Linked DNA regions of Homo sapiens: all the other regions are linked to region 1. A link is a loop called in an ENCODE intact Hi-C map of the cell type or tissue named here. Cell type or tissue: dorsolateral prefrontal cortex. All regions are shown on one strand. Region 1 overlaps FAM81A (family with sequence similarity 81 member A). Region 2 holds the start of FAM81A (family with sequence similarity 81 member A). Region 3 overlaps MYO1E (myosin IE). Region 4 holds the start of MIR2116 (microRNA 2116). Region 5 overlaps MYO1E (myosin IE).

Evidence for each region. Peaks named below come from ENCODE experiments on the same cell type or tissue, not always from the same donor. Only the 100,000 strongest peaks of a DNase experiment are listed, where the experiment ranks them.
Region 2: it touches region 1 in a loop (3-fold over the local background); 4 of 110 quality-filtered maps call a loop at or near these places.
Region 3: it touches region 1 in a loop (4-fold over the local background); 78 of 110 quality-filtered maps call a loop at or near these places.
Region 4: it touches region 1 in a loop (7-fold over the local background); 78 of 110 quality-filtered maps call a loop at or near these places.
Region 5: it touches region 1 in a loop (5-fold over the local background); 16 of 110 quality-filtered maps call a loop at or near these places.

Annotation. Positions count from the first base shown.
Region 1 is chr15:59,489,992-59,494,991 of GRCh38, forward strand. It overlaps FAM81A (family with sequence similarity 81 member A), which reads left to right. Exons shown (of 9, transcript NM_152450.3): 4 at 2,280-2,398. Among named protein-coding and RNA genes, the nearest start is that of FAM81A, 54 kb to the left of the region's middle. RefSeq lists an enhancer at 3,138-3,187. In dorsolateral prefrontal cortex, CTCF peaks have their summits at 3,062 (motif pointing left) and 3,269; a DNase peak (open chromatin) is centred at 3,080; H3K4me3 peaks cover 1,261 bases; H3K27ac peaks cover 2,047 bases.
Region 2 is chr15:59,435,585-59,440,584 of GRCh38, forward strand. It overlaps FAM81A (family with sequence similarity 81 member A), which reads left to right and starts at 2,602. Exons shown (of 9, transcript NM_152450.3): 1 at 2,602-2,698. RefSeq lists a silencer at 2,300-2,829. In dorsolateral prefrontal cortex, no CTCF peak of the experiment used is centred here; DNase peaks (open chromatin) are centred at 1,917, 2,387, 2,852 and 3,527; H3K4me3 peaks cover 2,694 bases; H3K27ac peaks cover 3,042 bases.
Region 3 is chr15:59,245,302-59,250,301 of GRCh38, forward strand. All of the region lies in intron 4 of MYO1E (myosin IE), which reads right to left. Among named protein-coding and RNA genes, the nearest start is that of LDHAL6B, 41 kb to the left of the region's middle. In dorsolateral prefrontal cortex, CTCF peaks have their summits at 2,253 (motif pointing right) and 2,456; a DNase peak (open chromatin) is centred at 2,280; H3K27ac peaks cover 513 bases.
Region 4 is chr15:59,170,995-59,175,994 of GRCh38, forward strand. It overlaps MYO1E (myosin IE), which reads right to left. Exons shown (of 28, transcript NM_004998.4): 20 at 3,132-3,246; 21 at 2,752-2,921; 22 at 903-1,048. MIR2116 (microRNA 2116) reads right to left here and starts at 268; the gene lies at 189-268. In dorsolateral prefrontal cortex, a CTCF peak has its summit at 4,045; a DNase peak (open chromatin) is centred at 4,007; H3K27ac peaks cover 2,358 bases.
Region 5 is chr15:59,141,803-59,146,802 of GRCh38, forward strand. The region is part of intron 26 of MYO1E (myosin IE); the gene reads right to left. Among named protein-coding and RNA genes, the nearest start is that of MIR2116, 27 kb to the right of the region's middle. In dorsolateral prefrontal cortex, CTCF peaks have their summits at 2,990 (motif pointing right) and 3,189; a DNase peak (open chromatin) is centred at 2,974.

The DNA of each region.
Region 1 (5,000 bases):
TAAACCCAGTATACAATAGTTGTGTTTAATTATCTCACAGAAATAATCTGTACAACAAACATCCATGGCACGAGTTTACCTATGTAAAAAACCTTCACATGTACCCTGAACCAAAAATAAAAGTTGAAAAAAAAAAAACTTAAATCTAAGACCTCAAACTATGAAACAACTAAAAGAAAACATTGGATAAACTCTCTAGGACATTGGAGTGGGCAAAGATTTCTTGAGAAATACCCCTCAAGCACAGGCAACCAAAGCAAAAATGGACAAATGGGATCAAATTAAGTTAAAAAGCTTCTGCACATCAAAAGAAGAACAAAGTGGAGGGAGAACGTAGTTGCAAACTCTCCATCTGACAAGGGATTGATCACCAGAATATATAAGGAGCTCAAACAACTCTATAAGAAAAAAATCTAATAATCTGTTTAAAAAATGGGCAAAAGATCTGAATACACATTTCTCAAAAGAAGACATAGAAATGGCAAACACAGGTATATGAAAAGGTGCTCAACATCATTGATCATCAGAGAAATGCAAATCAAAACTACATGAGATATTGGCTGAGTGCAGCGGCTCACACCTGTAATCCCAGCACTTTGGGAGGCCGAGGTGGGTGGATTACTTGAAGCCAGGGGTTTCAGACCAGCCTGGTCAACACGGTGAAACTCCATCTCTACTAAAAATACAAAAAAAATTTAGCCTGGCATGGTGATGCATGCCTGTAATCCCAGCTACTTGGGAGGCTGAGGCATGAGAATCGCTTGAATCCAGGAGGTGGAGGTTGCAGTGAGCCGATATCATGCCACTACACTCCAGCCTGGGTGACAGTGAGACTTAGTCTCAAAAAGCAAACAAACAAAACTACAATGAGATATCATCTCACCCCAGTTAAAATGGCTTTTATCCAAAAGACAGGCAATATCAAATGCTGGCAAGGATATGGAGAAAAGGGAGCACTCATACAGTGTTGGCGGGAATGTAAATTAGTACAACCACTGTGGAGAACACTTTGGAGGTACCTCACAAAACTAAAACAGAGCTACCATATGATTCAGCAATCCCACTGCTAGGTATATACCTACAAGAAAGGAAATCAGTATATGGAAGAGATATCTGCACTCCCGTGTTTATTGCAGCACTATCCACAATAGCCAAGATTTGGAAGCTACCCAAGTGTCCATCAACAGGCAAATGGATAAAGAAGTGTGGTACAGATACACAATGGAGTGTATTCAGCCGTAAGAAAGAATGAGGTTCTGTCATTTGCAAAAACATGGATAGAACGAGAGGTCATTATGTTAAGTGAAATGAAATAAGCCAGGCACAGAAAGATAAGCTTCGCATGTTCTCACTCACTTGTGGGAGCTAAAAATTAAAACAATTGAACTCACGGAGATAGAGAGTAGAATGATGGTTACCAGAGGCTGAGAAGGATAGTGGGGGGTGGGGTGGAAATGTGGATGATTAATGGGCATTAAAAAATAGTTAGAATTAATAAGATCTAGTATTTGATAGCACAACAGGGTGACTGTAGTCAATAATAATTTAATTGTACATGTAAACATAACTAAAAGAGTATAATTGGGTTGTTTGTAATAGAAACAGTAAATACTTGAGGTGAGGGATACCTCATTCACCCTGATGTGATTATTACACATTGCATGCCTGTATCAAAATAGCCCATGGCTCAAACCTGTAATCCCAGCACTTTGGGAGGCCAAGGTGTGCGTGTCACCTGATGTCAGGAATTCAAGACCAGCCTGGCCAACATGGCGAAACCCCATCTCTACTAACACAAACTCCGTCTCTATTAAAAATGCAAAACTTAGCCAGGTGTGATGGCACATGCCTGTAATCCCAGCTGCTCGGGAAGCTGAGGCAGGAGAATTGCTTGAACCTGGGAGGCAGAAGTTGCAGTGAGCTGAGATTGTGCCACTGCACTCCAGCCTGGGCAACAGAGCAAGACTCCATCTCAAAAAAAAAAGAAAAAAGAAAAAAGAAAAAGAAAGTGGCTTCATTACTAAGGAAGAAATACTAAAACCAAAGGAACTTAGTTTTTAATGGTAAATAAAGGGACTTGCTCTGGGAGGAGCCTCTAAGGTCTCTCTCTGTCTAGGCCCCCTAGTTCTCTGTTTAAGTGTGCCTTAGGTGACTGTTGAAAAGGAGTCTCTTATGAAAGACTGAGTTAAACATTCTTATTTTTGCCAAAAGTATAAAATGCTTTTGTGGAAGCACGTGAATTCTTAGATGACTCCCTTAGTGTTTTTTATGTTGCCCAGGTACTCCAGGAGCAGATTCGTGCCCGGGACAACATTAGCTATGGAACTAATTCTGCCTTAAAGACCCTGGAGATGCGCCAGCTCTCCGGTTTGGGAGATCTTCGAGGAAGAGTGGCAAGGTAGGTGTTCAAATGTTGGGGTCTCTGCTCATCAAAAACCATTTTCTATAAACTCCATTATAGTGGGGAATATATTAATGAAGCCCCAAAGCAAATGGCTTGCATTCCTTTAGTACATTCCCTCCCTGCTTTGGCCATAAAATCCAGTGGTAGGAGTTAAACCTGGTTGTGAGGGTGCCATGGGTTTCTTTTGTTACGCAATTGGTGTTGTCTTCCTGGGAAGAAATGATGGGAGAACTCACTCAGCTGACCTTGTAATTTGATAGGGTAAATACTAAGTTTATCGAATCCGAAAATATAAAGTTGAGATAGTTTGTATGTCATTTTGGAAATTTAATTTTTCCTGTTATTCATTTTTATTTTATTTTCGGAAAGTATTGGTCTGGGAAAGATTGGAAACTTAGAAAAAAGATCTTTCTTCTCAGTATGAAAAGTGCTATTTTCTCAAAGTGTGCTGCATGGACCAGCAGCCTCAACAGCACCTGGGACCTTGTTAGAAATGTACTGTCTCCAGCCCACCCTGCAACTACTGAGTTAGAATCTGCATTTTAACAAGATCCCTGAATTCATATGCATGGGAAAGTCCGGGAAGCACTGTACCAGGACTGTGTCTAGGGCTATTTTTATCTGGCTGGGACAAATTTGTCCGAAGTATTTATGGGCCTCTTCTGCCCTCTGCTGGGCCTAAGAGCCAAGCACATTAATGCATATCAGCACCGGAGCTGAGGAGCAAATGGCACTTCCCGTCAGCCTGAGGTGGCAATGAGGGTGGTCTGCATGGAGTCGGGTGGAAGAAAGAACAAGGACCTCCTGCATGCAAGGCCTCTGGAGCAGGGAGGAGTAGTATTAGGGTGTCTTTGTGCAGACAACGTGTCGAGGGCCTTGAATGCTGGACATGTGTGTTTGAGTCTGCTGGGTAAAGATCTGTCTATAATAGCAGAGGGCTGCATGGATTGGATGGGGAACAGGTTGATCACTCTCCTTCTGTGATTTTCTGTCCTCATCAGGATGAACTCCAGTCTCCTTAGTGTGATCCTTGGTGATGACACCCTGTTGACTCCCTCTTCTCTCTCTACCCTTGCACTGTACCTTTCAGCAGTGATCAACTTTTTTGTTAGTCCCTGAATAAACCATGCTCTTCTATTGCTCCACCTTTGTACATGCTGTTCTCGTACCTAGCATGCCTTTCCTCCTCCTTTTCTTTTCTTTTTATTTTTGAGACAATTCTCACTCTGTCTGCCAGGCTGGAGAGCGGTGGCACAATCTCGGCTCACTGCAACCTCCGCCTCCTGGATTCAAGCGATTCTCCTGCCTCAGCCTCCCGAGTAGCTGAGACTACAGGCACTCGCCACCACGGCCAGCTAAGTTTTGTATTTTTAGTAGAGATGAGGTTTTACCATGTTGGCCAGGCTGGCTTCTAACTCCTGACCTCAGGTGATCCGCCCACCTCGGCCTCCAAGAGTGCTGGGATTACAGGTGTGAGCCACCGCGCCCGGCCTCCTCCTTCTTTTCTAACTTCTTTTCAGTCTTTAAAGTTCAGCTGAAGTGTCACCCCCTCTGGGAGTCTTCCCTGACACCCCCACTCCATAGAGCTCTCCTAGCACTCACTGCTCTATTGAGTCTCTCCAATGTCTTCCTCACTCTGCTACCTTTACTATGTTGAAGGGGGATTCCAGATATGTTACCTGTCTATAGCTAAGTGCCTGGAACGGTCTCTGGAAAACAGTAGATACTCAACATTCATCATCAATTTGGATGAAGAAATGACCTGGAAACTCACTATAATAGGACTGGAAAACCTTGACTCCTTGTTTATGCATTTCGGCTTAAAAGAAATCCCAGCTCTGTGATACCTCTCAGAACAGCAGGGAGTTAGAAGAACTTGCGAGCTATAGGACAGAGTAGGGACTTTAGGAGGACTCTGAGGATCTTCGTAGCCGCTTGAGTTGCGGATGAAGATCAAGTGGGAGAATACATGTGAGAGGCTTGGTGCCCTGCATGCGATGAAAAGGGCCTGCAACCAGTGGTGGCTTTATCATCTCAGGGGCAAGAGCAGTGGCATTGTCCTTATGATGCTGGTTCTAATACAAAGTAGAAAAATTATTTTGAAATACTTTCAGGAATCTTATATTCTTCAGTTTCTTATCAACTTCTCTACTCAACTTGTTGCTTCCCTGTAACAAAAACTTTCACTCTAAAGGCATCAAAAGTGTTTGTTATGAGTACTAAATATTTTTGCTTTGTTTTTTTGGCTATATTAGAATGCTGATGAGACTTGATTGTTGAAATGAATTCATGTGAAATAAAAATTCTTTGGAAAAGTTTCTTGGCTTTCTTGTGTTGATTATGTAATTGTATTGGAGGGGTATGAACATTTTAAGTGGTATTCTTAAGACACTAGGTTGCTATATTATTTCATATTTAATTTTATAGTTTTTATGTGTCCATTGGTGATGTAATTAGTAGCAAATGGGCCTTGATTTTTTTCCCCTGTAAATCCAGCTCAGAAGGGCAAAGGCAAGTTCTCCATAAAGATGAGATACACATTTAGCTCATGTGGCATACCGTGTTCTAAACAGGACTTGATCAGACCTGAAGGCCC
Region 2 (5,000 bases), 54 kb before region 1:
GCATTCTAGCCTGGGTGACAGAGTGAGACTCTGTCTCAAAAGAAAGAAGAAAAATGAATTTCCATGGTGTCTAGCATAATATACTGAACAAATTATTTGTATTTAAATAACTGCTTTGTAAATAGTATTACAGCCATCAAGTATATAGAATTGTTCTCTTTGATAATTTTTTTGGTAATCCTTGCAGCATAAAATAATTTGTGATAAATCATGGCTTTTTAATTGAAGTAATGCAAGAAAATCTCCATCTCCTGTAATGAGTTACAATCAAAGTGATTCTGGAAAAAATGGATATTTCGTTGCAATTTAGCCTACAAAAATAGGGAAAGAGTTGGAAAGAAACTAGTGTAGGCTTAATCATTGTGCATTAAATTTTGTCCCCTTGGGATTCAAAACAAATCACTTAAGAAAAAAGATAAATAAGAAGTGGGAAGTCATGGGCCTGATTCAAGACCACTTTGAAAGCCCGGTTCTTACTGAGAAATTCATGTTTTGAAATAATTATTAATACAATTATTTGTCTTATTTGCTAACTGTTATGATTTTTAAAAAGGAAATGAAAGTCAGCCTAAATAGAAGGTGCCTACATATGGCAAGAGCCCCTCACCTTCCAGGTCCTCTCCTTCCCTACCTTTGAGAGTGAGGGAGTCTTGCAGCAAATGAAAAATCAAAGTTCAGTTTTGATGGCCAGAAGTAAGAAGGCACTTCCTCTGTTTTATAGGTGTTCCATTCTGAGGAATATTAGGATCTACTATCACTCTCCTAGGAAGCCAGGAAGGGGTGCCTTGAGGCTCTGGCACCTCAAGTAGTAGAGGGAGTAGGGTCAGTATTGGGGTGGGCGGGGAAAGGGTAGAGTAATAAGAAGAGGAAGAAACAAGACAGAGGGGACGTTATGTGTCCATCTGAGATGCTCTCCATATGCACTGAAAGGCACCCCGATGGAGACAGGCAAGAAATATTTTGAACCTTTTTCTAGACTCTTGGTGATGGACTCTAGGTTTGAATGGGTACTTTCTGCTAACACATGCACACCTTTCCAGATGTTGTGGCCAGTTACAGCCAGAAGGTCACTGGGAAGCAGAGTGACAGTGTCATCACCATGACATAGGATCCAATTCAATATGTATTTACCTAGTACATACCATGCACCAGGCAGTGGGAATCTAACCGAGAAAGGAAAGAATAATCATTGAGCTTTTGCAGCACTAAAGAGATGCTGTTATACCAGATCTACACATCACAAGACTCAAGGCCATTACTCTCCTGGTCACAACGGCAGTGTTAACATGTGTCTGTGATTATTTGATGAATGCTCGTCAGGCTCTAAGCTCTGTGGGATCAGAAAGTGATGTGTCTCTTTTTCATCTTCACCATTGTGTCTCAGGGCTAAGCATAGTTTCTAGCACTTGGCAGCCATCCAATAGATACTGTTGGCTGAATGAATGTTACAGATGCGTTAGCGCTTTGTGGAAGTTATTAGCCCGTTTTACTGGTGAGGAAACAGTCGCAGAATACCCACAAATATTTCAAAGATCACACACAAATAACAGTCCTTAATACTAATAGCCCCTAAATAATAATGCTGCCGGAGAGAGAATTCCAAAACCGCTCAGCCGAATCCACAGTTCGGGCTCTTCTACCATGTCGGGCTCCTTCCCCTGGGTTGGAAGGGCTCAGGCTGGGGCGGGGTGGGGGAGACAGACAGGAGCCCCTGTGCTGGGTAAGTACCAGTATCTGCGAAGGAGGCACGAACCAGATGAGGCAAAGGTCGTGTCCCCCGCAACTCCGCTGAAATCCTGCCCACCGAGAGGAAGCACAATTATGAGTGAATGGGCTTGTGCGTCCTGATGAGAATCCAAAATCGAGAGGAAGGTGGAAAGAGCCAGGACGCGCTGGGAGGGGATGAAGCTGACGGGAGAAGAAAGGGCTGGGAAGAGGAGGGGTGTTCGGGGTTCTTCTTCTCGTCGTGTCTGCTGCGATGAGACACGATCCTGGGTCCCAACTGCAGGTGTCAAGGCGATTCAGTAAATGACACATGGCAGCCCCGGAGGGTTCGTTCACCTGCACAGGTGGGGCGTCACCGTGGCCTAATCAAATAACTTCTCCCCAATTTGAGGTGGGGCGGGGGAGAGAACTATTTTTGTGGGAAAGCGGTTTAGTAAATAAGGTATATTGGGGCTCTAGAGAGAATTGCAGTGCCACCACCATGGCTATGATCTCCGTCAGGCACCATTTCAACACCTCTCCAAATCAACCATCCCTACAACAGGATTTATTTTCCAATGAGCGAAATCCCCGCCCGCCAACTCCAAGGCGCTTGGATGCGAGCTCTGTGGGAAACAGCAGCGACGAGCAGAGGCTATTTTGGGTGTGGGAACGAGGAGGGAGGAGGGGCGGCGCCGCCAGGCTGGGCGCGGGTGCGCGGGGAAAGCCTCCAGCTCGGGCTGCCACGGCAACCGCGTCCAGGCAACGCGCCCGGAAGCGGCTCCGGCGGCGCGCGGCGGCTCGCGCCCCCCGGGAGCCGCGAACCCGGCCGGGCCGCGCGCCGGGCCAGGCGGCAGGCGCGCGCTGATTGGACGGCGCTCCCCGCGGCGCGGGCCCGCAGCCGGGCGCCCTGCTCAGCCAGCGCCAGCGGCCGCCGCACCCAGCCGCGCCGGCGAGGACATGGGCAGCCGCGGCGCGCCCACCCCCCGCGCCGGTGAGTGCCGCGCTCTGGGAACCCCGGCCGGGCGGCCTCTGGGGCTGGGCGGCGGGAGCTCTCTGGGACGGCCGGTGACCTTGGGGCAGCCTCTCAGGAGATAGGCGTGGGGTAGAGAGAGCTGCGCGTGGCCCATGTGACATGCCGCGGGCGAGAGGGTTAACTGCATGTGACGCGAAGGGCTGAAGTTGGGCACAGAGCGCAACTGGCGTTGCATTTTCGCGGGGGCTGCATGCTAGCGAACCAACCGACGCCCGGAGGGACTGTTTGGGGGAGCTGGGGTGGTGCACGGATTGCCAGGGGTAAAGGCGAGTCAGCCGACCCACTACTCAGAGTGAGTGACCTTGGGTAGGTTAACCATCTGCTCTTCCGCCCCTTCGCTTTTTCTCATCTTTCAAACGAGAGGCTAGGGGGTCTTTGCAGTTCCAGAATGCTGTTGTGCCATCCTACTGCGAGCTGAGAAAGAGCCCTAAAGTACGGTTCTGCAGGTACCGGAGATGCAAAGCTTAACCATGTTTATTCTAGGAGGGGTTTCCATTAATTGGCTCCTAAAGTGGTAAGAAATGTTATCGTTGTCTGGAAGATTATGGAGCAAGCAGTCGGTGGTCCGGAGAATGGCTTCTTAAGATGCACAGGTTAAAACCTCTTTGGTGCCCTAAAGACATGAACAAAATCAGGATTAATGCTCCTAAGTTCTTCTTTCCTGTAGTTAATCTAATAGGAAACTTTGTATTTGAACAGGTAAAATCAAAACCCAATCGTGGCAGGCAGCAGCAAATTAAGTGAGTCATTTCTTCAATGTGCACGAGGTTTATGTGTGTGTGTGCGCGCGTGTGTGTGTGTGCGTGTGTGCGCGTGCGCTCTCGTCCTCAGCTCAAAGTCTGCGTACGGCAGTGTTGGAAATTATTTCATAGGAGTAACCAGAAATAATGCTAGAATGATTCGAATCCACAAAAGTGCAGCTCTCTCAGAAGCAAGGGCAAACATTTGCAACTTGCTTTTAAAATAAGAGGTTTGTAGAGTAAATATATTCTTTATTGAGAACCATCCCCAGATTTGCACATTGTATCTGCCTTCTGGGCCCTGTCACTGAATGCGCGTGTGTGTATGTGTGTGTGTGTGTGTTGGGGGGGGCGGGTTCCTTGGCACTTATAATATTTTTAGCGTTGACTGGTACTAAAAAGGACACTTAGGCCCCCTTCCATATCCACTGTCTATAAACTTCCCTCTTCCACGGAGGGGAATGGAGGACGTACCCTCTCACAGGTACCCCTGGTTGCCCCTTCTGACTTTCTACTTAAAGCTACCCTTGATTTTCATTCGAATCTGATTTCATCTGTATAAGAACGTGGGTTGGGAAGACACAGTTTCCAATGCTAATGAATAAGCTTCTGCAAGCTTGTTTACCTGAGGGCTTAATAACCTTTAATGTGTTACATGTTAGAAATCTGATAGCATACGGATAGAAAAATACTTAGTGTCCAGGAATTCAACCATGAAGCCCTACCAACCATTTAATGAGCCACACTACATGGTGCTTGGAAACGTTATTAGCGCATTATTCAGCCTCCTCTCTCTGCAGGCCACTAGGCTGTGTCACTCCGACCTGGCTTTAAATGTCTTGTTTCTTGTATCCTGCAGCCACACTCTTGCATTTTCATTTTTTATGTAGCTGAACCCACCTTCTCTCCCGAGCACCAGAGCCTGAGTGAACAACTTGCCGCAGAAGAGCCTTCTCTAGTGTCCTCCACCGTCTCACCAGAGTAGGGATGCTCTTCCGCTTCTCCTTAGTGCTGCCTCCAAACCAATGCACCATCACCAACCAAGTCTCCTCTCGGAAGGTAGTGCTATCTGCTTGTGCCCCTACCCTCCTTCTTATCTTCTGGTCCAGTGCTTCCCAAACCTGGGGGCTCCTCAGAATCACCTGGGACATTTTGAAAAACTTGGTCTTTAGACTCTCTCAGATATACCAAATTAGAATCATTGGGGGCTGGGGCAGGGTGGGGGAGTAAGACCTAAAAATCCCTACTTTAAAAACAAACCCCAAAAGGAGGAGCAGCAGGAGACGATGAAGAGAAGGAACAGAACTCTCTGGGCAATTCTGATGTACACCCAGGTACAGTGGGGATCTCTTCACTTGATGCCCCAAAAAAGGGATAAACAAACAAAAAACGTGAGCAGCCAGCTTCATTCTCTTCTCTGCTTTGTCTCTTGCCAGTGACTTTGGGTTTTGTGTTGAAGCTCTCTTAATTCTTTGACCTTGAAGTTCCTCAACATCTATCCCAGTAGCCTCAGTTTCCAC
Region 3 (5,000 bases), 240 kb before region 1:
TTTTTCCCTTTTATCTTTACTACTGCAAAAATTACATATTTCAAATCTAAAATATATGTTGAAGCACACGGGTCAGAAATCTTAGCTCCAGTGATGACTACTATCTCCTTTTCCTCTATGAAAACTCTCTTACTCAATCAGTCAGCAAATCCCACTGATGTACCTTCAAAATATCTCTCGCCTCTATTTATTATTTAAAAAAGTATTTATTTAGCTTCTATGCAGGATGCACCTGACAAAGACTTTGCAAACTGGTATTGGATATATTTAGGACAGATGGTCTACTCACCAGAAAACAACTGCGTCAGGATACTTCAAATAAAAAAAGTAGAAACAGCACCAAATGGGATGCTTTCCAATTGACATCATATTTTTTAAACAGCCTAAGGTGCAAGAGCTGATTTAGGCCAAAAGTGATAAGAATTCACTTTTGATGGCAGCAATAAAACTGCCACATAAATGTTCTCCAAGGCCCGATGATTCTCCATGGGTCAGTTGGCAAGGGCTTCAGAAATGCCTCTGGCCACATTGTCAAGATCTTGTCTGGTGATGGAGAGATGGTAGAGATCATGAACAAAGCTTGCCAGTTCTTCCTTTACCACATCATGACCTTTTTGTTAAACAGATTTGCAGAGATGTCTCTTGACATCCAAAGGTATCACATATGTGGTTTTAATGCACAAATCCAAATTCTGGATTTTGGAGAACAGATTAATGAGCTAAGCAGATATGGGTGGCTCATTTACTGGGCTCACAGGTACCTACCAAGCCTTCAGGTGCTCATTATCATTCTTTTTTTAAATTTTTTAAATTTTTAATCTTTTTTTATTTTTTGAGATAGAGTCTTGCTCTGTCATCCAGGCTGGAGTGCAGTGGTGCCATCTTGGCTCACTGCAACCTCTGCCTCCTGGGTTCAAGTGATTCTCCTGCCTCAGCTTTCCAAGTAGCTGGGATTACAGGTGCCTGCCACCACACCCAGCTAATTTTTATATTTTTAGTAGAGATGGGGTTTCACCATGTTGGCCAGGCTGGTCTCGAACTCCTGACCTCAGGTGATCTGCCCACCTGCTGGGATTACAGGCGTGAGCCACCATGCCCAGCTTCACTATCATTCTTAATGATGCTAATGTAGCTATTGCTGTTGCATTTTTCTGTTGGCACTGCCCAGAGTCTACCTTCACACTTGCCCATTCCTTTATTTCTTTACAGGCTTACTGAAAGTCATACGTCGGCTTCCTCCTCGCCTTTCTAACTCAGGTCAGGCCCTCACTGCTGCAATAGATTTCCATATTCCCTCAACATCCCATCTCTTTTCTACCAATAACCTTATCTTTTTGAACCAGGTGTCAGTGCTATCATGTCTCTGCTCAGAGGCCTGCTATAATATAGAAATAGGCCATAGAGAACCATGAAAAGAAGGGGAAGACTGAGCTCTGGCCCCCAGACAAATCCACTGGATAACAAGTCAGGTAAAATACAGAAACTGCCCAGGTATGGCCATTTGGTGTATAAATGCATCTTCACCTCTTGGTAAGAAATCAAAGCTAATGTGTCAATAAGGTCATGTTCTTCTGTTAACTAAGTCTGTGCGTCATTTATCCTCCGTTGATGACAAGCCCAATCATCATCCTCCTGGGTATGCAGAGAGCATCACGGCCAACAATGACAAAGGGTTAGTTTTAAAAAGCACCTGAGTCCAGCCTGGGCAACATAAGAAGACCCTGTCGCTACAAAAAATTTAAAAATTAGCCAGGCATGATGGTGCGCATCTGTGGTCCCAGCTACTCGCGAGGCTGAGGTGGGAGGATCGCTTGAGCCTGAGAGGCGGAGGTTGCAGTGTGTTGAAATTGTGCCACTGCACTCCAGCCTAGGTGACAGAGCGAGACTCTTTTTCAAAAACTAAAATAAAAAAGCACCTGTATTTGTGGGGACAGAGTGAGAGACTTTAATCCTAGGAGCTCAAGTCCAGGGGTAACTAACCTGGCGAACCTGTCCTGACCTCTGTCCTATGGTATATGGTAGCTATTACATCTCCATTAAAATATGGGAAATTTGAGACCTAGAGAGACATCACTGCTAATAGGTATAAAGAAAGTGCATAAGGTTTGAAGTCAGACAGGGCTAAATTCAAATAGAGGCTCTGCCATCTACTAGTTTTGGATCTTGGAATTCTCTTAAGCCTCATTTTTTAGATGCAGCTTCAAAAAACAATGCCAACAGAGTGGTAAGGATTAAGAGACAACCTATACGAAAGCAACCAGCAGAGGGCAGGCACTCAGGAAGTCTATCTTGCGGGGTCTGATGGTGCTAACAGCAAGAGGTGACCTGAAATCAGGATTTCAAGAGCCTTAGCCCTGGCTTTTAAGCAGAGTGAGCTGGGGGAGCTTGAAAAAAGGTATTAATGCTCCAAGGCCACCACAAATCAGTTGAAACAGAATCTCTGGAGGTGGAGCCTACATATCTGTAGAGCCACTGAACTAGTAAGGCAATTCAGGAATCAGAAATACTTATCCCTAGAAAGTTAAATTGGTGAACCTAGGCCAGCCATGGCAGCTCACGCCTATAATCAGAGCACTTTGGGAGGCTGAGGCAGGCAGATCACTTGAGGTCAGGGGTTCAAGACCAGCCTGGCCAACAGGGCGAAACCCCTTCTATACTAAAAAATACAAACAAAAAATTAGCCAGGTGTCATGGCACACCCCTGTAATCCCAGCTACTCAGAAGGCTGAGGCAAGAGAATCACTTGAACCCAGGAAGCACAGGTTGTGGTGAGCCAAGAGTGTGCCACTGCACTCCAGCTTGGGTGACAGAATGAGACTCCGTCTCAAAAAAAAAAAAAAAAAAAAAAAAAAAGATAAATTAGTGAACACAAGGCATGGTAGATAAAATTAGCATCTATAGGCCGGGTGCGGTGGCTCATAACTGTAATCCTAGCATTTTGGGCGGCCAAGGCAGGTGGATCACTTGAGGTCTGGAGCTCATAACCAGCCTGGCCAACATGGTGAAACCCTGTCTCTACTAAAAATACAAAAAAATTAGCCAGGCAAGGTGGTGGGCGCCTGTAGTCCCAGCTACTTGGGATGCTGAGGCAGGAGAATCGCTTGAACCCGGGGGGATGGAGGTTGCAGTGAGCCGAGATCACACCACTGAACTCCAGCCTGAACGACAGGGTGAGACTCCATCTCAAAAAAAAAAAAAAAAAAAAAAAAGTTAGCATCCATAGAAGCCACTCTTCCTGATTTGTCTGCCAGTGGGCTGAGGAGGAAGGCATAGGAAATATCCAAGGTCAACCCCAGGTGTTTATTCCTTACTAGAAGTTGGCCTAATAGACATCAGGGCTTGGCAGGAGAGAGTGTAGGTTAATGAAAGGGGGTTGACTTACAGCAGAGTCAGGACAGGAAAGTAAACAGCAGAGATGGGGGGTTTTCTCCAAGTAAAAAGACTGTTCTGCAGACTAGAGCAACACCCTTAGTTCATGTGTTCACATCTTCAGATAGAGGTGACTGCTGTGAGCTGATTTAGCAAATACGATCATCCCTTCGCTCAGAATTCACCCCTCTATCCAGCGTTCTCGTGGTAATCTAGCTCCCTTCGTGGACTGTGTTCCAGGGCACATAATCGGCTGTCCACAGGCAGAATTCTGCCTATGCAATAATGAATTGGGGTCTGATTCACACTTCCTTGTGAGTTTGCTTGGCAAGTCAGTCTACCCAAGGCTGCTCAACTCCAGCTGTTTTGACAAATCAAGTTTGTAGATGGACCTAGGCTTCCATGGAGCCCTGTGCTTGAGAAAGCAGCACGTCTCCTTCCTTGATTTATTTCTTTCAAAATCCACTTTGTGGCCAGGCGCGGTGGCTCACGCCTGTAATCCCAGCACTTTGGGAGGCTGAGGCGGGTGGATCACGAGATCAAGAGATCAAGACCACCCTGGCCAACATGGTGAAACCCAGTCTCTACTAAAAATACAAAAAAAATTAGCTGGGTGTGGTGGCAGGTGCCTGTAGTCCCAGCTACTCAGAAGGCTGAGGCAAGAAAATCACTTGTACCTGGGAGGCAGAGGTTGCAGTGAGCTGAGATCACGCCATTGCACTCCAGCCTGGTGACAGAGCAAGACTCTGTCTCAAAAAAAAAAAAAAAATCCGATTTGTTACACTCATTTCTAGTCTTGAAATGGTCAGGTGCCTGTCCATCCTGTCACCGTATCCACTGCGTTGGAAAATATGAGTAAGACTGACAGGAAACTAGAAACGCCGCCTTTATGGGCTGCATTATGCCATCTAAAGTGTCATTTAGACAAAGTCACACCAGGGAAACTGGGAGGTGGAAGTCTAAAACACCACCATAGAAATTAGGTCATCGCTCACTTTTTATTTCCTAATTAAATGACACTAAAGATTCCTAGTCTTTCCAGCCATGCCAGAATCCCTTAGCATGAGGAGCAGGCTTCTCTTCCAGCCTCCAAGAAAATGGTTTTTTCGTTTGTTTTCTGCTCACAAACACATTTTAAAAGGCACCATTCAACTCGGCCCCTAACAGATGGAGCACCTGCCCCATCCAGTGTCAGGGGCTACAAACTTGGCCTTTCCACCCAGAACAGGATTTCCCTGCCTTTCCTCCTCTCCAACATTATTTGGAAGGAAGAGTTCCAAAACCAGTTCCTTCACAGGTGAAAAAGCCAAGGCCCAGACAGGTGTGAGGCGTGCTGCCCAGGGTCAGGTGAGCATGAACCACGGCATGCCAGAGGTTTCCAATTTGCTTTCTCAAAGCAGACAAACCACAGCCCTGGTGCAGAAGAGAATTAACTCAAGGGCTCAGGCTTTTGCCCTCGGTGACTGGGCGGTGATGTCTATGCCCCTGGAATGTCCTACCTAAGAGGAGTGCTTTTCCTTTCTTGGGGGCTTTGACCATAGGAGAGTCTGACGATATGATTTATGTCGGGGGCTTTGGGACATACCATCGCAATTCTGACCTCCAACTGGAAACTAAAGGCATTTGCACAA
Region 4 (5,000 bases), 320 kb before region 1:
TTTCCTGATTAAAGTAGTGTTAGCCTCAGAGGCCCAGGGACACGATTCTTGGAGGAAGCTATGGGGCTCAAGGAGGCCTTTCTTCCATTCTTAGTCTTCATGGATTGCGAGGATTTCCTGTGTCAGCGGAACTTAGTCTAGGAGTTCTTACCATGGGAGGACTTCGGGAGGACTTAGCATGGGAGGACTCCTAGTCTGGGAGTTCTTGGCATGGGAGGACTTCTTAGCATGGGAAGACCTCCTATGCTAAGAACCCCTAGCCTAGGTCCCACTGACGGAGGAGATGCTGACGGCCGGCAGAGGAGCCCTTCTGCCGAGAGGAAGCCAAGGTGCTGCCGGGAGGAGCAAGGGCCCTTCCTGAGGCCTTGTGGAAGCAAACACCACTCCCCACTGCCTGAGAATTGGAGCGAAGAGAGCATCTCACGATGACTCCAGGGCTACAGAGAATGGAGACCAACTTGCACTCCCTAAGGAAGTCCCAAAGAAACTTCCCTTTCAGGACCCTCTGCTCAGGGAAATGGGTGAGGCCTCCAACCTGGGTGAGGTGGACTGGGGGACAGGGCTCTGAATCCTTGGCTCTACTGCAACAAGAGAAATTATTCTCTGAGGTGTTCCATATACCGGGTTCATTTCTAACACGTTTCGGTTACAAGAGATCTGGGTCCCCCTTGATTAGAGGAGCTGTCCGGAGGCAACCTTTTCTTGGTACCTTCTTCCTGACATATCAAGACTTGCTGAGACTAGGGAGTCTTCCCTTTGGGACAAAGGGAAATTCCATTCTCTTGATCATGATTTTGACAGCTGGGAAGCCCAGCCCGGCCTTCCTCCTGGCTGTTTGGAACAGCGGACCGTGATGCTGAGGCGAGAAGGGGCAGTCCTGCCTCTGCACCTCCACTACTCACCTGAGGGACACAGACAAGATCCGTTCTATCTCGATTTTCCGCTTCAGGACTTCTTTCACCAGGCCCTTGTCTGGGCCCTGTTTGACTTTTTCTCGTCCGATTAAGTACAAGCACTTTGGGGTAAGGAGCAGGTCTCGCTTTACACCCTGTAAGGAGAGGAGCTTTAAGAAGCTGGACAGGCCAGGCATGGTGGCTCACACCTGTAATCCCAGTACTTTCGGAGGCCGAGGCGGGTGAATCACCTGAGGTCAGGAGTTCGAGACCAGCCTGACCAACATGGTGAAACCCCGTCTCTACTGAAAATACAAAAATTAGCTGGGTGTGGTGGTGGGCGCCTGCAATCCCAGCTACTTGGGAGGCTGAGGCAGGAGAATCGCTTTAACCTGGGAGGTGGAGGTTGCAGTGAGCCGAGATTGCGCCATTGCACTCCAGCCTGGGTGACAGAGCAAGACTCCGTCTCAAAAAAAGGTGGACAGACATGGTCAATGTGATGACAACAATTCACACAGTGGACTGCTGTTACCAGGACAGGGGGAAGCTGCCTTGGACAGTCAATCTTCACTACTGTTGAGAGGCCATTCCATTCATCACATGACCGGGCCCCATGACAGTGAAAGAGGGCATTGTTCATGATTATTAGGATGACATGTAAAAAATGATGACATTTGACTCTTTTTGACTTAAAAACTGGCAAACTCATATGGAGTCACTTCACATATCAGGACAGCAGGTGTAAAGGGAAAGTCACCAACACCTGTGGTGAACTTAGCAAGGATGCACTACAGCATGTTTCTAAACAGGGGGCAGTGTCTGCATATATTTTCTTGGGAGTTCATAAAATTTTCATTCTAAAATACTGATATATTGTCATTTGAATGATAATTCTCAATAATCTAATAGAAATCTACTTGGGAATTTGTGGGTAACCACTTTATAATGAGTACCGCTGCGAGAGCTAAGCACCCCTGTGTGCATCCAGGGCTGCCGTCACAGCAGCTGGTGCCATGCACAGGTTGCAAGGAATGGTTTGGTTTTAGCAAAACATGCTTCCGTTGTTTATTTCGTTAAATTTTTTTCTTGACCTCCCCGCCCCTGGCAAAAAGCCAAAAGCTCTTAACGGGTCCATGAGCTTCTGAAGCTTCAGATTTTTCTATTAGGACCAAGACTTTATCAAAAGGTATCTAAAGGAGGAGGTGAAAAATCAACTGTTCCTCCTGTGGCTGGAAAAGCCTTACTTATCAGCCACTCTGGGAAAATGGATGAGGATACTCTGCAATATTACTTGATACTCTGAATCCTTTGATTCAACGATTTCACTCCTATCAATTTCTTCTAAAAATATTAGGAGACAGATAGATACACAAAGATGTGTGAAAAGATGCTCACTGAAGTTACGATAGTAAAAAAGAAAAACTCACTAAAAATTGATTCATGAGAAACTGGTTAAAAATAATAAAGCATCTGTCAAATGGAATACTATGCAGCCATGTAAAATAACTTATATTGCTAACTGTATTACTATCGAAAATTCTCGCATTATTTAAAAGACAAACAAAAAACCACTTCAGGACATAAAACAGCATGTAATGTATATCTCATTTTTTGTAAAACTAAATACGCAAATGTATGTTTTCATAAAAACATTCTGAAAGATATGGATATACACAGAATGTTAACAGTGAATGTTTCTGGGCATAGGTGCCTGTTTATCTTTTGGTTTACTGTATTTTCTCTAAATTTTTCTACAACGAACACATTCTGATTTGGTAACAACAAAAGCAAAATAACAAGTTATTAAAAAAATAAGGAATCTGTTTGGTGATCTCAGAGGCAGGCAGTTAGCACGTACCTTGAACCTCCTGTCATACTTGGTGACTGTGTCTGCGAAATCAATCTTCTCCCTCTTGCCCACGAACTGCTGGAGTTCTGGGTGCTCTTCCATCCCAATATAATCCCCTATAAAGTTCCTGTTAATACTGTTTCTCCTTCTCTCCTTCTTGTTCAATAAGAGGTCTGAGGCTACAATTCCCAAGAGGGTCAAGATGGAAGAAGGATAAGTCAGTCAGAAAAGGGAGGAAAATACTGTGGAAATATACAAAGAAACTCTAAATGATGCAATATTTTTAGCGTGACATTATATGCAAAATAAAATGGAACTTAAAACTTCACTTAAGCTCCAATTTACTCTTCAGATTTATTAAAATCAATGAAACAAAATTGCTAAAATACCTTCTTCTCTCATTTGAACGTATTTCTTCCGGGCCACGAATTTCCTCCATGATTTCTGTATCACTCGAGCATACCCATCATACTTTCTCTCTCTCATCTCTTCTAAAAGAAATAGCTGTGAATGGAGAGAAGACAAATGTGAGCCAAGCCCCAAGCCCCAATCCCTGAACAACACTTTTCTTGTTATTCCAGGGACCCTCAGTTTAGACAATGACACACACGGGAAGCAGCTTCTCTGATTCATGAACGAATATGTGAAACGCTTACTGTGGCATGTTGTTTATTCTCACTATAAAATGACCTATACCTTTTTTTCTTTTAATGGAAAACAATGGGAAATAGGAGAATCTGAGTGTATTCAGTTAGACCTTGTCCTGCCTTGCTACAGTCTCTGTGAGAATCGAATGAGCGATTCAATGCTTCTCCACTTATTCCCCACCTTGATCCAAAGAGTGTATTATTAGGAAGTCAGATCAAGTGAGTGGGTGGAGGCTGTTGCTGTTGTTTGGCGCGGCACTTCTGCATGCAGCCTCTAAACAGAATTTTCCAGTTTCTGCAGGAGCTGGGCTTGTGCTGCTGTGGAAGGAGGGCTGCCCTACTTTCAGTTCCAAGAAAATATAGACTTCCTGTCTCAGGATTCACCAATCTCAGGATTCACCAAGGACCAGCGGAGCAGAGGATAATAACCACAGTGACTGGAGCTGGACGTGAGGTGTGTTAATGAGGACTTGCATTTGCCCAGAAAGGCTGGGGCTGTTTAGGGACCACATCAGCCTCTAGCAGGTCTTGAGAGTCCGGCCATTTTACCAATGAATGCTGACAGCTGCGCCTCAACCAGGCCTTGGAATGATAAAGGTGACAGCAAACAGCTGTAGTGAGCCGAGTGCCCACTATGGGGCAGAAGTCACCCTAGATGATTTCCACACAGTTTCATTCAACGCCTCCACAGCTACATGAGCCGCATACTCTGTCATCTCTATTTTACAGATGAGAACATTGGAACTAAGACTGGGTGGGGCTAGAAAGTGAACCTAGGTCTTTCAGGCTCTGCCAGGCTCCTCCTCATTTAGACACGCAAAGCTTTCTCTGTAAATCTGCACTTGATCCACTTGTAAAATAGTAGGAAACCTTCTCATTTACCTTGAGAGTGGCTTACATGACTCTCTAGGAAAAAAATAAAATCAACCAATAAAAATCCAAAGTAAAGATGATGAACAGTCATTGCAAAAATGTTCCAGAAGTAAACAAGCCAATGTGGTTTGAAGGCAGCTGGGCTTGATTTGTTGTCTCTGTTTATCCGGGTGCATGCTTGGGAGACAGACCTATCCTCTCCTGCCACTCAACTTCTCTCCTCACAGATCCATCTGTGCAGAAACAACAACTCAAACTCCAAACACCAGGGGAGGGACCACGTAATTCCCCTGGCTTCAGTGCTGTAAACAATAGGCATAAGGACAGATTTCTAAACCCCAAGTGGAATGCACAGATTAGCAACTGGACAGAATGTTTAAAATCTGAGCCCTGCAGTTGCCTGTTGTAAGAATATCCATTGATATTTCTTATCTTGTGTATTGGGTTTCTGAGTAAGTCTTGTTTCCTTCTTCTTTCCCAGAACTATTTTGGGCGTATCACAGAAAATACACTTGTGACTCAGAGAAAGGATGAACAGGCAAACGATTCCCAACTTCCTAGAGACTATCTCAAAGATTCGCTGGATTTTAGATTTCTTTTTAAAAGCCCAGGGGGTTAGAAATTAGGGAGGTTCAAGAAAAAACCTTGATAACACAGATAAGGAGAGAATAAAAACCAAACCAAACCAAAAAACAACAACAGGAAAACACACAAAACAACCTTAAATGAGAAAAGCCA
Region 5 (5,000 bases), 350 kb before region 1:
AAAAAAAAAAAAAAAAGGCTGGGTGCAGTGGCTCACGCCTGTAATCTGTAATCCCAGCACTTGGGGAGGCCGAGGTGGGTGGATCATGAGGTCAGGAGATAGAGACCATCCTGGCTAACACGGTGAAACCCCGTCTCTACTAAAAATACAAAAAATTAGCCGGGCGTGGTGGCGGGCGCTTGTAGTCCCAGCTATTCGGGAGGCTGAGGCAGGAGAATGGCGTGAACCAGGGAGGCGGAGCTTGCAGTGAGCCGAGAGCGTGCCACTGCACTCCAGCCTGGGAAACGGAGTGAGACTCCATCCCAAAAAAAAAAAAATTTTTTTTTTAAGTCTGTACATGTTCACTACAGAGGCATCTATCCATATTTTTTCTGAATATTTTCATTCCAAGTTTGGTTGAATCCACAGATGTGGAACCCATGGGCACAGCGGGCCAGTTGAACCCACAGATGCTAATTTGTCCTGTCTTGTTCAGGGAAAAACCCTAGTGTCCTTAGTGTAGACTGACAAGGTCTCTGGAGCCCAAGTATGGGGGCTTAGATACAGGGTCCTCCTGCTGAAGGACTCCCCTCGCCAGGGTCGGGGTAAGACCTCTTAGTGGGAAGACAAGACGGATGGCTCCTGAGAGGTAAGACCCTCCCTGCCCTGGGCATCACCCACTTGTTCTGCCCCACCTGCCTCCAGCTTTGACTAAGACCTGTTTCTGTCCTTCGTGTCTTCCTTGCCAGTTGTTTCCTTTCTAGGACACTTGGCCCTCATGCTAGCTCAGCTGTTATTAGTTCGCCCCATCCTCAACCTGAAAATCTTTCTAACAGCTTCTCTCTGCTCTTGGAAAAAGGACCAAAACCCTTCATGGCGCCTACAGACTCTGCCAGGGGCGGCCCCTGCTCACACCCCAGCCTTACTCCCTGCTGCAGGCCACATTGGTGCCTTCCTACCTTTCTTCATGAGCCCTGGTTGGGGAGAGGACCCTTGTCCACATACTTCAAGCTTACATCATATTTACTGGTGAAACTCACAATGATTTCCCCATAAGATCAGGAACAAAACAGGGATGTCAGCACTCACCACTTCTGTCCAATATTATCCTGGAAACTCTAGCCAGGGTAATTAGGTGCAAAAAAAAAAAAAAAAAAAAAAGGCGTCTAGATTGTTTTAAACTAGAGATCGTAAGTCTCATGGAACGGATTCTTTCTGGTGATAAGATACCAAATTATAAATAAGACCTAAGGGGATGCAGGACGCAAAAAGCTGTGTGTATGTGGCCACTGCGTGGTCTTTGATATCAAGGCATCAGAGGCTACTTCCTCAGGATAAGTGACTCCTGGCCAAAGTAAAACCTCCGAAATTACCCGGGGAATTTGGGGTCCATAATTGTCCAGGTTGTGGACAACTGCTACCATGCTGGCAGTGTAAGCCATTTGGCCCTTTATCACTAGGCTGAATGGGGTTCCTAGTAACTCCACAGGTGAGAGGTGGGGGAGGCCAGGGCAGCTTTGAGATGGGTGTGGATAGTGGGGACTGTCTGATGGCAGCCGGGAGGAGTGGGCAGGTGGGTGGAGGAGGGAGGACCTCTGCAGTTTGCACTTTGCATTAGGAAGGGCAACACTGATGCTGCCACCATTGGCTCTGTCTTGTGACCACAAAGAGGCACAGCTGCTTTGCTGGGGCGGCATATTCCCAAAGCGAGCCACAGTGAGAGCCATTCTCCCTGGCCAGCCTGCACATGTCTACACCCTTCTTGTGAGGGCTAGCAGACAGGATGTCTTCTGGGAAACTGCCGGTAGCTGTGTGAAGTCTGGATAAACTCCCCTCAACTCAGCCAGGCCTTGTCCTAGGCATTTTCACAGATGCTGCTTCATTTCACCCTCACGACACTCCTGTGAGATGACTGATGCAGGCTCCTGGGATTTCCTGCTGGTTTCATCCCTGGCCAACATGGTGGCACACGCCTAAGGCTCCTGGCACTGCAGCCACATGGAATCTTTCTGGATCCTTGGTCTGGCTATGCTCCCCTGGCCTCTGCCCACTTCCCAGGCAGCACTGCTAACTCCTGCTCGGCCTTCGGATCTCATTTCCATCACTGCTTCCTCATACTCTGGCAAACCCCCGGCCATACCCTCTCCTAGCCCACGGCTTCTCCAGAACATGGGTCAATTGTAGCATGACAGTGACTTGTGTGGCTATTTGGCTAACTCCCCCTGAGATGGGGCCTCAAGCTCTATGTTGACAGTGTGTAGCAGGAGGGGGACGTGGGCTTGAGTCTGTGTGCTGGGTTTGGGGCCAAGCTCTGCATCTGTAAAACCTGAGCAGATTCAGGCAATGGCCTAGGTCCTTTTTCTTTTTCCTTTTATTTATTTATTAATTTATTTTTATTTTTTTGAGACTGAGTCTCACTCTATGACGCAGGCTGGAGTGCAGTGGCATGATCTCGGCTCACTGCAACCTCCACCTCCCAGGTTCAAGCAATTCTCGTGCCTCAGCCTCCCAAGTAGCTGGGATTACAGGCGCCCACCACCACACCCAGCTAATTTTTGTATTTTTAGTAGACACGGGGTTTCACTATGTTGGCTAGGCTGGTGTTGAACTCCTGACCTCAAGTGATCCGCCCGCCTCAGCCTCCCAAAGTGCTGGGATTACAGTTGTGAGCCAATGCGCCCGGCCTCTTTATTTTTAGAGATGAAGTTTTGCCATGTTGCCCAGGCTGGTCTTGAACTCCTGGGCTTAAGCGATCCTCCCACCTTGGCCTCCCAAAGTGCTGGGATTACAGGTGTAAGCCACCGCACCGGGTTCCAGGTCTTTTTTCTGATTCTAGGAAAGTTTTACAGAGAGCTCTCAACAGCACTGAGGAACACAGGAAATCTGTGTCAACGAAGCCGTCACAATCTCTACGATTCACCAGACTGGAGACCTGGAAGCCACCTTGGAACACAGTTGGTGGGAACAGCCATTTTCCCAGACTCCAACAGCCTCGAAAACCCAGGCAATCTCCTCTGCGTCACTAGGTGGCAATCCTGTGTCATTAATGAGAAGAAAGAATGACTTTTTGTTTTGTTTTGAGACGGAGTTTCACTCTTGTTGCCCAGGCTGGAGTGCAATGGTACGATCTCGGCTCACCGCAACCTCCACCTCCTGGGTTCAAGCGATTCTCCTGCCTCAGCCTCCTAAGTAGTTGGGACTACAGGCATGCACCACCATGCCCGGCTAATCTTGTATTTTTAGTAGAGATGGGGTTTCTCCATGTTGGTCAGGCTGGTCTTGAACTCCTGACCTCAACTGATCCACCTGCCTCAGCTTCCCAAAGTGCTGGGATTACAGGCGTGAGCCACCGCATCCGGCCAGGAATGACTTTCAAAGAAACTGCCAGAAATTTGATTAATGAGGTCTTCTAGGCAGGTGGAGCCCCCTACTCCCAGCCGAGGCAATTGGCTAGTCCAGGAGGAAGGGATTACACACCCCCTTACAGGGCACATGAGACCCGCATGCCCACTGTGCCAGAACAGGCTTAGTCCAGCTTGCGAGAGCTGATAGAACTTTCAGGAATTTTGTGAGCCAGTTGTCAAACATGGCCATTATTAAAAACCAAATCATTGACAACAAAGAAATTACATTAAAACAAAAGCAATAAATGCTCATCATTTATCTCTTCCTACTTCTCACTGCAACCTCCGCCTCCCGGGTTCAAGCGTTTCTCCTGCCTCAGCCTCCCGAGTAGCTGGGATTACAAGCATGTGCCAACAAGCCCGGCTAATTTTTCTTTTGTATTTTTAGTAGAGATGGGGTTTCACCCTGTTGCCCAGGCTGGTCTCGAACTCCTGGCCTCAAGTGATCCACCCGCCTTGGCCTCCCAAAGTGCTGGGATTACAGTCGTGAGCCACTGTGCCCAGCCTACTTATTTTCCTCTATCTATGCATTTGAAGTTATTAAAGTCTATTGCTGATGTATGGTAGAAATACTATACAATGGTGAGACTGCCCATGTTTTCCCAACTCCGCACTCAGTAGTAGTCACACTGGTAGCTTGAAATTGGCCATGAAGAGAGAATTTTACCATGGAAACTGGTAAATGTTACAGTTCAGGCCTTTTCCTCCCTGGAGTGCCCACTGTTTACCAGCACACTACCATCCTACCATCCTACCATCCTCAAGCTGCCCTCACGACAGCACAGGCTCACTCATGTCTAAAAATGCCTTGCCAACTTTTGTTTCATTATTTCCTTATTGTTATTATTTTTAGAGACAAGGTCTTGCTATGATGCCCAGGCTGGGGTACAATGATATGATCATACCTCACTGCAGTCTTGAACCCCTGGACTTGGGCCATCCTCCTGCTTTAGCTATCTGAGTGCTGGGACTACAGCCATGTGCCACCATTTGTTTTATAATTGTACAACTTAGATAATTTTGGTAGGTCTGGTACTCTGTGATACAGTATTTGTATTTCTAATAAACATCACAGAATTGAAAATCGTGTTATAAAAATAATTATTTCATTGAGATAATGGTTGTTTTTTGTTTTGTTTTGTTTTGTTTGAGACAGATCCTTGCTCTGTCACTTGGCCGGAGTGCAGTGGAATGATCTTGGCTCGCTGCAGCCTCCGCCTCCCAGATTCAAGTGATTCTCATGCCTGAGTCTCCCAAGTAGCTGGGATTATAGGCACCTGCCACCACGCCCGACTAATTTTTGTATTTTTAGTAGAGACAGGGTTTCACATGTTGGTCAGCCTGGTCTCGAACTCCTGATCTCAAGTGATCCTCCTGCCTCGGCCTCCAGAACTGCTGGGATTAACGGCATGAGCCACTGTGCTTGGCTAGATGATGGGGAGTTGCAGCAAGATTTCAGACTCACAATAACTTATTTTTTCTTTTGACATTTCAATAATAAAGGCTCATTATATATATAATATATATTACTTATATTGTATATATTATTTATATATGTAATATACATATGTTAATATATGGTTATAAAACTATACATCACTGAGCAAATCCAGTGTT